2 separate regions of the Mus musculus genome follow, and region 1 is linked to region 2. The links are chromatin loops, found by intact Hi-C in ENCODE. Cell type or tissue: left cerebral cortex. All regions are shown on one strand. Links, peaks and the distances in the headings refer to the core of each region. The heading gives the core; the rest is flanking DNA. Region 1 has its middle 95 kb from the start of Gpbp1. Region 2 has its middle 14 kb from the start of Actbl2.

Region 1 (5,371 bases), core at 181-5,180, 130 kb after region 2:
TTTTTTTGGGTTTTGGGGGGGCAGAGGGGTGAGGGGAATGTGGGGAAGCACATTCTAAATTGAGCATTAGGGATTATGACTATTATTTTTATGTTCTAAATCTCGCTATGAATTAGCAGTTATAAAGAGAGTTGTCAAAAGGTATATCCAGACATTGTCATCCTTGAAAGCACATGGTCATCGTTATACAAGGATGTACATATCCTTAGGCACGTCTGTCACTGTGGGGACTAGCTGCAGTTACAGATGGACATGGGAGTTCCCCTTCCGAAGCTGCTGCAGGAAAGCAGCTCAGCCTATCCTTGCACATCCATGACAGCAATTGCACTCACAGCAGCCGTGATATAGAGCAGATCAAGTGCCCATCAGCCCATCCTTGCACATCCATGACAGCAATAGCACTCACAGTAGCTTTGATACAGATCACATCAGGAGTCCAGCAACAGATGAGTGGATAAAGAAAACACAGTGTGTACACAAACCATGACGAGAAATGAGAGCATGATGTTTTCAAGAAAATAGATGCAACTGGTCATCTTTATGTCAGGAGAAAAAAACCCAGGCTCAGACAGGCAAACCCCATGTGTTTGCTTCTGTATGAAAAACCAAAAATTAAAAGTAATTGTGTGTGTATCTCGAAACTGAGAGGGGCTGTAAAAAGGAAGAGAAAGAGATCTTTAGGGAGGTAGGAGATAGGGTAAAGGAACATATTCGAAGAATACAACATAGGGCTGGAGAGATCGCTCAGCGGTTAAAAGTACTGACTGCTCTTCCGAAGGTCCTGGTTCAAATCCCAGCAACCACATGATAGCTCACAACCATCCTTAATGAGATCCGATGCCCTCTTCTGCTGTATCTAAATACAGCTACAGTGTACGTACATATAACAATAAATAAATCTTGGGGCCAGAGCAAGCAGGGCTGGAGCGAGCAAAGGTCCTGAGTTCAATTCCCAGCAATGACATGATGGCTCATATCCATCTGTACAGCTACAGTGTACTCATATACATGAAATAAATAGATAACTCTTAAACACACACACAAAGACGACAGCATGGTCTAACTGTGGAAAGAAAAGAAATGAGCTGGGGGGGAGGGGCAGTGTGGGGCCAGGGAATAGGAGGGCGTAGGGGAGTTGAACAAAAGAAGAAAAAACGTATATCACATATACAAAAGTACCATAAGGATGGGCTGACCAGCTCAGCTCCCTCCCAGGCCCAGCTCCTGGGCTCTGAGATTGGCCTGCCCACCCCAACATCTACCAATGAACTGCTGGAGTGCATGAAGGAGCAGGTCCTACATATGCAAAAATAAGCATCTCCATGACACAGGGCAACATCAGGATGCCTGAGAGAAGTCTCCGTGAGGATCCAGTATTCACAGAGTCGCAGAAGCCAGAGGCCTCCGACCTGAGCCAGGAGTCATTGCAATGAACATTCACAAGCAAAGAAGCAGGCTGAAGGGTACACCATGGGACACACTGTGACACAATAGAGATTTTTTTTCCTCTGTTGCGGGGAGGTTGCAAGGGTGGGCGGCAGGTACGAGGGGAGGGGGTGGTGAATGGGACTGGGTGGCATGATAGGACATTCACAAAGAAACCAACAAAAGGATAAAATGGACAGAATTGCCCTATGGCAGAGCCAGCGGAAGGACTGAAGGAGCTGAAGGGGGTGGCAACCGCATAGGAAGAACAACAGTGTTAACTAACCTGGACCCCTGGGACTGAGCCACCAACCAAACGCTATACACAGGCTGGTCTGAGTTCTCCAGCACATATGTAGCACAGGCTACTTTGTCTGGCCTCAGTGGGAGAAGATGCCCTTAATCCTGTAGAGACTTGATCCCCAGGCAAGGGGGAAGGGAGCACCCTCTCAGAGGCAAAGGAGAGGGAAGATGGGGCAAGAAATCTGTAAAGAGGGCGGGGGGGGGGGGCGGCAACATTTAGGGATATAAAAAATGAATAAGGAAAAGAGAAAAGAAAATTCGATAATGAGCCCATTACTTTGTATGCTAACCTGAAAAGATTAATTTTAAAAATTCCCTTTAACTAAGGCCTACCATGAAGCCATGACTATCTGTGACAGAAGCAACTGGAAGACTGGCGCTTTCCCAGGACTGTGGCTTGGGTGACAAGAGAGAAATCTGTGGGACACTCTGTAAATGGGGTGTGAAACCAGGATATGAACTACCCAGGAGTCACCTCCTTCTCACACATGAGCAAGTACAGCCTCCTTGCCTTCTCGCTCACCCGCTCGCCCGCTCGCTCACTCACTGCCTCCCTCACCACTTCCCTGGCAGCCAGTGAGGTGTTTTCATTCCAATGGGGCTTTTCCAGAGCCAGGAGCTCTGAAGCTGTGGAGCATCAGCAACGGGAACTGAGCAGCCAGCATCCAGGGCGCCTGAACTGGAGATCACCTTGGAGAGCCAGCCCTACCTCATCCTTGGAGCAAGCTGGCTTGGAGTGGACCTTGAACCTGGCTCTGCCTGCTTCAGAGCTGGGGTGTAAGCATACAGACCACTACATACAATCTAGCAGTCTGCAGGAAAAGCTGGCAGGTGGAATTTCATGCCTAAGTAAGTGGAAAGAACTGAGGTTGTAGTGGTCTTTTGGGGTTTTTTTTCCCCCGTTTTATCTGATGTGCTATTTCTTTTTAATCCACTTCTTCTAACATCCTGTTGGGCCTACGCTGCCTCTTATATATTTGGGGTTGGGGAGGAGGGACAGGAAGGGAGGCTGCAGGGAAGATTGTGATGGATCTGAACAGGAAATGTCTTTTTGACAAATGAAGGCTCTCTTCCCTTGCCTAGTTCTGAAACGCCTCTGGCTTGAAAGTTCTCCATATGCTCATAGCTGTTATTTAGGTACACCACGCAATTTCTAAACAAAGAGCTCCATTCTTGGCCCCCACTTACACAGCCTGCAACAGCAAGGCAATGTTCCACTGGAGAAATACAGGAGATCTAGGGCTGAGTGAGACCACAGGTCACAGAATAAAACGTGATTGGCAATGACAATAGGACGGTGTGGGTAGTCAGGGCCAATCAGCCTGCCCGAGAAGAAGCTTCTACCTGTTTCCAGAAAGTTCCAACATTCCCATGGGTGTTGCTTAGCTAGGCTTGCTATAACAAAGCACCCTAGACTGGGTGGCTTAAAGAGCAGGAAGGTAGCCTCACACTTTTGAGACTAAAGGGCTAAGACCAAGGTCTTAGCAAGGTTAATTCCTTCTGAGACTTTGTGAATCGGTCCTGTCTCTCTTCTGGATTCTGGTGGTTTTCTACCCATTGCTATTGACCCCCCGGGCTATCACCTTGAAATCCACATTTGTATCCATATACTGCCCTCCCCACGGGCATGGCCTATGACCACATTTCCCTTTCCATCCGCACACTGTGCAGCATGCACACACACAAACACACAAACCTCACTCGATTAGAGGTAAGCAGCCAGTGTTGGTAGATCTCTTCAGCCAGGTTCCAGAGAGAGGATCCATTCCTCTGTCTGAGCCTCTGAAGGAGGATTCCACAAGCCAAAGGGTGGAAAAGCGAGCTCACCTCCTAACCCCTTCCAACTCCTGATCCCGTCCACCTCCCCTCACCCCCTCACCCCCCCACCCCACCCCCCACCCCCAACTCCCATGCCATTCTAACCCTGGATGAATCCAGGCTCTTTTCAGCTCCCACCAGAATCACTTCAATTCAGTTTAAAATCAGGGAAACTACACCACAGGTTCTCAGCCTGTGGGTTGTGACCTCTTAGGACTTGACAGACCCTCTCACAGGAGAAGCCTAAGACCATCGGGGAAACACATTATATGATGCATAACAGTAACAAAATTACAGTTATAAAGTAGCAGTGAAAATAATTTTGTGGTTATGAGGTCACCACAACATGAGAAATATATTAAAGGTTGAGAACCGCCGAACTACAGGGCTTTTCTTCAGACGTGCCAGCTCTCTGCTCCAGAAAATTCTGATTTGACCCAATTTGGACTCACTATCCCAAAAATCATACCTACTCCAATAGAAGGAAAAGCTTGTGGTCAGCTCAGGGGTAGCCTAAGAAAAGCCAGTGGACACTTTTTCTGGGACACATGGGGCCCTCAAAAAGGTCAGGCCTTAAAAGGACAAAATCCTTTGTAACTGAGGGTGAAAATCAGCTCTGGAACACTGGGGCTTTGACACACGCACACTGGCTTTCGGGTACCTGCTCCCTATAGCAAAAGCTGCTACATTTACAACCCAATTCATGAAGGCTAAGCTTCCCACTTAAGGCGGCAGGTGTTTATTGGCAAATAAAATACCCAGCATCCACCTGAAACTGTCCCATATGTCCTTTGCGGGTATTAAGCCATTAAAATCCGGTAGCTGGTGAGATGGCTCAGAGGTTAAAAGCACTGACTGCTCCTTCCAGGGGTCCTGAGTTCAATTCCCAGCAACCACATGGTGGCTCACAGCCATCTGTAATGGGATCCGAAGCTCTCTTCTGGTGTGTCTGATGGCAGCTAGCATGTACTCATATAAATAAATAAACCTTTTAAAAATCAAATATTTAAATATTTGAAATCCACACAGCCGCTTGAAGCAGGTACAAGTATTCCCTCATTTTAGCAAGGAACATGGTGCACAAAGGCCAAGCAGCCCCCCTGAGCACACCCAACCTGTGAGTGCTGGAGCCTAGGTCTGAACTTTTGACATTAATAGTCTAGGTGCTGAACTGCTGCAATGGAGGACTAATGTAACTTTTAAGGAGTTGACAGAGCAAAACGTAGACGGAAATAACCGGAAGCTACAGCTGAACCGGAACCTGCTTGACTGTGCCACAGTAGCTGCATTTGAGAATGCGCTTTCTCCCACTCAACAAGCCTAGCCAGAGAATAAACAAAACTGTGTCCCCTGCCAGCCCTGCAGCATAGTGTGAACCGAAAAGGGGAGGCAGGGTGGGAGTGGGGAGTGGGGGTGGGGAAGGTGTGCCTGCTCCTATCAGGACAGCAATCTCTGGAGCTGCAGGCTGGGCTGTAATGTCCCCTAAGAGTCTTCCCTCTTTGCTTGCTCTTCCGTAAATGCAAATTCTAAAATGGCAAACAAACAAAAACCTGGCCCAGTTTCTACTTAAGAGTGTGATTTCCACCTGTGGGAAGAAGAGTGCTGCCTAAGCCTCCCACACTTCCGTGCGCAGCTGTCACAGACCTTGACAGCCTCACCTCAGAGCCGGGAGGATGCTGGGACTGGCTTCTTTGTTTTTGAGTCAGTTCTTAACTCTTGGGAAGAGAGTTGACCATCATCCCCTTGGAAAGCACTCAGAAGCCCTCCCCCTCTTTAAACCAATCTGGACTACAGCATCTGTCAGTTTCACCCCCAAGGTTACTGC
Region 2 (5,371 bases), core at 125-5,124:
CTGGACTTGAAATATTTAGGCATTACAGGATGCATGCCTCCAGCTGTCCCTGACCAGATCTGAAGGCAGTATGCCTTCCTGTCATCTCCAAATTCATTCCTGAAGGGACATAAATGAACCAGGAAGGATGGAAAGCAACAATCTTTCTCCAAGCTGACAGACAGACAGACAGACCTAGCCTAGCCTAGCCACCAGCCCTTCCAGAGACTAAACATCTCCCAAGCTACTCAAGGTGCCTTTGGCTGTAAATAGAAATGGAGTTAGTTGCCTTGGGAATCAATTTTGTGACTGTTGTCGGAAGGTAAGGAAAAACTGAATTCCAACCAGTCCTCTGTGATAAAGGAAATGGCAAGGACATCAACAGAAACTACCCATAACCCGTAATGCAGTCCTCTCCTGTGCAGCAAGATCAGTCTTCCTCTTCAAGGGGTGTGACGGCCTGGGTAGTTGCACTGGGCATTTTGGGACAAGCATGTCTGTTCAGCCCTGGGCTCTTACAACCATGGGACCTCTCATCTGCTGCTGTCTCAAGCCTCTCTCAATGTCTGAGCCTTGAGATCTTACCTTCCACAGGGAGGCTGACCACCCACGGTTCCCTGTCCCAAGCATCTCCCACATTTCTAGTGTTAAGAGTCTTATTTCAGAAAATCTGCGGCACTGATGTAATTAAACGGTCTTTTAAGGCAAAGAACCCTAACAATCAAGGGAAGCCAAACCAGTCTACAAGAACCACGACAATAGGAAAATCCCAACTGCACAGCCAAGAAAACGAAGGAACACATGTGGCAAAGAGGAGTGGGGAGAGAAGCTGGGGGTGGGGGGCACTCTACACAGGCCTATGTCTGGATTATAGTCATCTGTCTGGCAGCTGCAATCAAGGGGACAGTAGAGTGTCTGAGCCCTACCTCAGTCATCCTGGGAGGCCTGGGACCCACTTTTTTCTCTCTCCCTACCCCCCCCCCCAACACACACACACACACACACTCTTTTGTCCCTGATGATCAGGCACGTCTCTGTCTGTCTCCCTCTCCAGCTTTATTCTCAAATCTTCAATGCAAATATTTTGACATTTTGGCTATGACCAGATGTATAAATAGCACACGTGGCATATCACAGAAACAAGGATAAATAAATAAAAAAGAAAGCCAAAGACTAGAGTAGAGATTTTTAAAAAATAATTCAATCTCTGCACACAAGAACTGCTTTTGGAACAATCAACACACAGCACTCCTCACTCCCCCTCAAAGCCCTCGGGCCCAGAGGAAAGGTCCGGAGACACAGGCGAGGGAGTTTGAAGCCTTTGCCTTTCCTAAACAATAGAATCTTTGTACGTTTGGTATTGGGCTTTCTGGGGAGTTTTGTAATACCGGTGTCTCCCCCACTGGCTTTTGAGTGCAGCCTTATTAAATTCAAAGATATATGTTTAGAATGCAGAGAGTGGTCTCTTGGCCACCTAGCCTCCTCTTCAGCAGGATGTGGGCAAGAGTGACAATGGGTCATCACCCATTAGACACTTAACTTTCCTGATGCCTTAGCTTTCTTCTCTAAGAGCTTCCTGAGGCTACAAGCCTTCATCCTCCTACAGTCCTATGGCTACTGCTGGATAGTAAATTGAGTTCACAGTTTTCTCAAAAAATATTTTTTTCCTCTTTGCTGAAATTTAGCTTCAGAGGAAAACCATCCCCCTGTTGCCCTGTTGCAGAGTTCCTCTGGTTCTGCATTTGTCCTCTGACCTCACAGAGAACCAGTACTTCCTTGGAAATGACGGTTTCCGTGTAGTGGGCTGCCTGAACAGAGATGAATGCTAAGAGTAGCCCCAGAGTCTTACTAACCAGAATCCAGACCCTGGTTCTGTCCTTGACTTCAAAATAGCTTTTTCTATGTTTGCTTCTGAACCTGGAAGTGAAAATCACCCTTATCTACTACAGAGTATGTATTATAGAACATAAGAAGTTATATTCCATTTGGGTTGGGTTGGGTTGGGATGGGTGGGTTTGGTTTGGTTTGGTTTGGTTTGGTTTGGTTTGAGGAGTGGTGGTATTTATGTTTTAATTTGAAAAAAACATAGAGAACAACAACAACAAATTCCAGATGCCTTTCTGGAGAGCTTTCCCTAGACATGCGTGGGTCTGGGATGGATCCAAAGCCTTGCATGTGCTAAGCAGGCACCCTACCGTGGAGTTCCATCCTGCCACTGAGCTCCAGCCCAAATCCTCTTTGTTACTCCACGGTTGGGGGTTGGGGGTATGCTTGTGTAAAATATAATGAAATGTTTAATGAAAAAAATTCATTTTAGTATATTTGAGACTGCCACAGAGGGGAGCAGGGGATGTGAGGAGAGGGGAAGAGCAGGAGACATGGAAGAGAGGGAAGGGAAAATGGGGAAGGAAATGAGCAGTTTAATTTTTTTTCAGTGCTTTGGATCAAGTACAACACCTCCAGTAGACTAGGCTGCACCTACCACCTACTTACCATTCCACCCCAAAGCCACATCCCATCTTTGGAATGAATAATATTATCTTCCCAATTCCAGAGGGCTCCAAGAAAAAAGACAGGAAGGCTTGAAGCCTAAAGTAGCCTCAAGTGTTTAAAGTCTTAACCAAAGCCAAGCTCCAACTATTGACTTGGTTACTGTGTTGGCTTCAGGCAACTCTTAGTTTCTTCTTCCATTTCTAAAAACGTCATTTAGCACTTCTCATAATGATGTGCCATAGAAGCCCTCAGAGAGAGCAAAATGCTTCTTTCCCAGAAGGGGTCACTGATTAGATAAGGTGAGGCACATACAAAAGAAACGGGGAAATCAGGCTCACTGTGTCCAGTCCTAGAAGGAAGAGGAATGGGCCATGGCTGTCCAGAGGATGAGACAAAGCAGCAGAAGGCTGGAATGGGGGAGATGGCACACAAGGCGATGCTGATGTGCAGGGCTGGAAACATGGAGGCCAGCCTGATACATACTCTAATAATACCCTCTGCCTCCGAGCTGCCGCCCCCACATCCTCTGCCAGCCCAGATCCAACAAGGCCTCTTGTGTTTTACTAGATTTTAATATGCCTGCACTTCAGAGCCTTCTCCGACTTGTTCTTTAAAACAAATTTTAAAACACACAGAGTTTTACAGATCACCAGCAAAAAATAAGTCTCATCTCTGAAAACACCCCAGACTCCAACCCTCCCATGTCTTCCTCTTCTTCCTTACCCTTCCTGGTGCTTTCTCCCTCCCTCCCTCCCTCCCTCCCACCCTCCCTCCCTCCTTCTATTCCTCCTTCCCTTCCTCCCTTTCTTCCTTCCTTCTTCCTCCTTCCTTCTCCTTCTTGTTTCTAAGCTTCTCAAGGCAGAATAATCCCTAAGATAGAACATGAACTTGGAAGTTAGAAACCAGGCGAGGGCCTGCCATATGCTGGCAATGTCACATGTCACCACTCTGAGCTTGAAGTTCCTCCTTCACAAAATGTGGCTGGAATTCTACATCCCAGGGCTGGGCTCTACATAATCATTATAAATATACCAACACAATGAGAGTGCCTAAGGTGTGCTTGTGGTCGGACGCTGTTCTGCCAGCTCCTTCCACCTTCATACCTAGAATGCTACTCTGCTCCTTATCCAACCACAACCTTTAAACGAAACTTGACAGTGAGCCACAAGAAAACCCTAGCAGGAGCTAATATGTGGTCCTCCTATTGGGACTCGCTTGAAGGAAAGAGTCTACTTTCTATTTCAGGGTTTTGCATGATATTTTTGCTCCTCTTACCGCAAGAACATTTTGTTTTCGACCAGTTTGCTTATGCTCTGGATCTGTTTATATTTGTACAATCACTAGCATGTTTCTTTTTTCCTATTTATTCCTCCTCTGAAATCAATCTAACTTAAGTGACTATCACGTGGGCCGAGAAGGCTGCAACCCAAATCCCGTTTCACTTTGTTTATACAGTGCCTGGGTCAGTGCAGGAAGGAAACACTCAGTCGACCACTCAGCCAATGCAGCAAAGAAACTCTAATGCAATCCTCTTCTGAAGTTTCCTTTCTTTACCAAAGGCCCTGTCCCGACAGACCGGGGGAGGTCCCAATAATCGATCCCAAAAAACCAAGCGTGGACAGATGGCGAGACTCATCTTCTGCTGCCTGTGTGTTTCTCTCCATCTCCCTTCCTTCGATTCTCCCTTTTCTCCCCACCACAGGCTCCATTTCTTCTCTCTATATTTGCCCTCTCAGAGCAGAGTGCAGTATAGCCTGTTGACAGTGTAAACTTGAAACTTGAAAGCTTCTTAGAGACCCTGGCACTAGAATTTCTATCCATTTCCCCAAAGGACAAAGTGAAAGGCTCAGCACAGGGCCAGGAAGACCTGGCTCCTGCCTTCCTAGTTCTCTAGAACATTTATGGGCATGGACAAGAAGGTGGGTCTATTTCTCCACTCCATTAGCTTTACAGTATTTAAAATTATTTCACAATACCTGTATTTGATGGGACACACCTCACAGGCAAGGCAACAGAAAACAAAGGCTTCTAGAAGAATTTTGTTAAGAATACTCTTCAATAACACAATTGTTTTCTTTCTTGACTTTATGGGAAAAAAATCTTAAAAACCAAAAAATATGCCATTTGGTAGGAAGTGGGTTAAAAATCAAAGTCAACCTTGACGTGTGACCAGAGCAGAGGCTGCGGCACACTGCTGTGGCACGCTGCTTTGTGGCACACTGTTGTGGCACGCTGCTTTGTGGCACGCTGCTGTGGCACGCTGCTTTGCGGGAAGCCTGGAAGGGCAAACCATCACCAACACAGATGCCTTTGTCTGAGGCTTTAGGCACTGCTCATACTGTGTCCCTAGAGTTATCTTCTTTGTTCCTTGTCGTCTCTCTCATCAGTGTGAAACACATCCAGACAGAAGGTCTGAGTAACAAGCACTAGGGATAAGACTTTCTCTGTAGGAAAAAACAAACAACAACAACAAAAAAACCTCCGAAAGCTTTGATGTTTGGCTGTGTGTCCCATCCCCAAGATCTTCCTGCTATGAAATTTGTATGGAGCCAGCACCGTTCAAGTTAAAAATCCCTTCAAATCAACCCTGGGTAAATGGCTCCATGGCTACAGTAAAAGCCATGAGACAACATGATCTCATCTTCTAAAGGTTTGATGTCACAAGCACAGCACACCAACCATTACAGGTGTGCATCTTACGGCTCCACAAAGTAAGAAGATGCTGTCAAGTACAATTTATTTATCAGGAGCCTGTTAGATTCGAAGTTATTGTGCCTTGTCCTGCTCTTGAGAGCAGAAGTGAGCAACATGGCCTGCCAGGGCCTTTTCAGTAAAAGACAATGTTTTCCCACCTTTCTGCGCCAGTGACTAATCAAAGGGGAAGGGAGGCTTTGGGGCT

What was found. Peaks named below come from ENCODE experiments on the same cell type or tissue, not always from the same donor. Only the 100,000 strongest peaks of a DNase experiment are listed, where the experiment ranks them.
Region 1: a loop joins it to region 2, with 3 times the contacts of the local background. A loop is called at or near these places in 6 of 42 quality-filtered maps.

Annotation. Positions count from the first base shown.
Region 1 is chr13:111,392,304-111,397,674 of GRCm38, forward strand. No RefSeq gene overlaps it. Among named protein-coding and RNA genes, the nearest start is that of Gpbp1, 95 kb to the right of the region's middle. In left cerebral cortex, for the core only: no CTCF peak of the experiment used is centred there; DNase peaks (open chromatin) are centred at 2,230, 2,831, 4,876 and 5,106; H3K27ac peaks cover 2,363 bases.
Region 2 is chr13:111,266,219-111,271,589 of GRCm38, forward strand. No RefSeq gene overlaps it. Among named protein-coding and RNA genes, the nearest start is that of Actbl2, 14 kb to the left of the region's middle. In left cerebral cortex, for the core only: no CTCF peak of the experiment used is centred there; DNase peaks (open chromatin) are centred at 565, 2,945, 3,442, 3,650 and 1 more place; H3K27ac peaks cover 2,210 bases.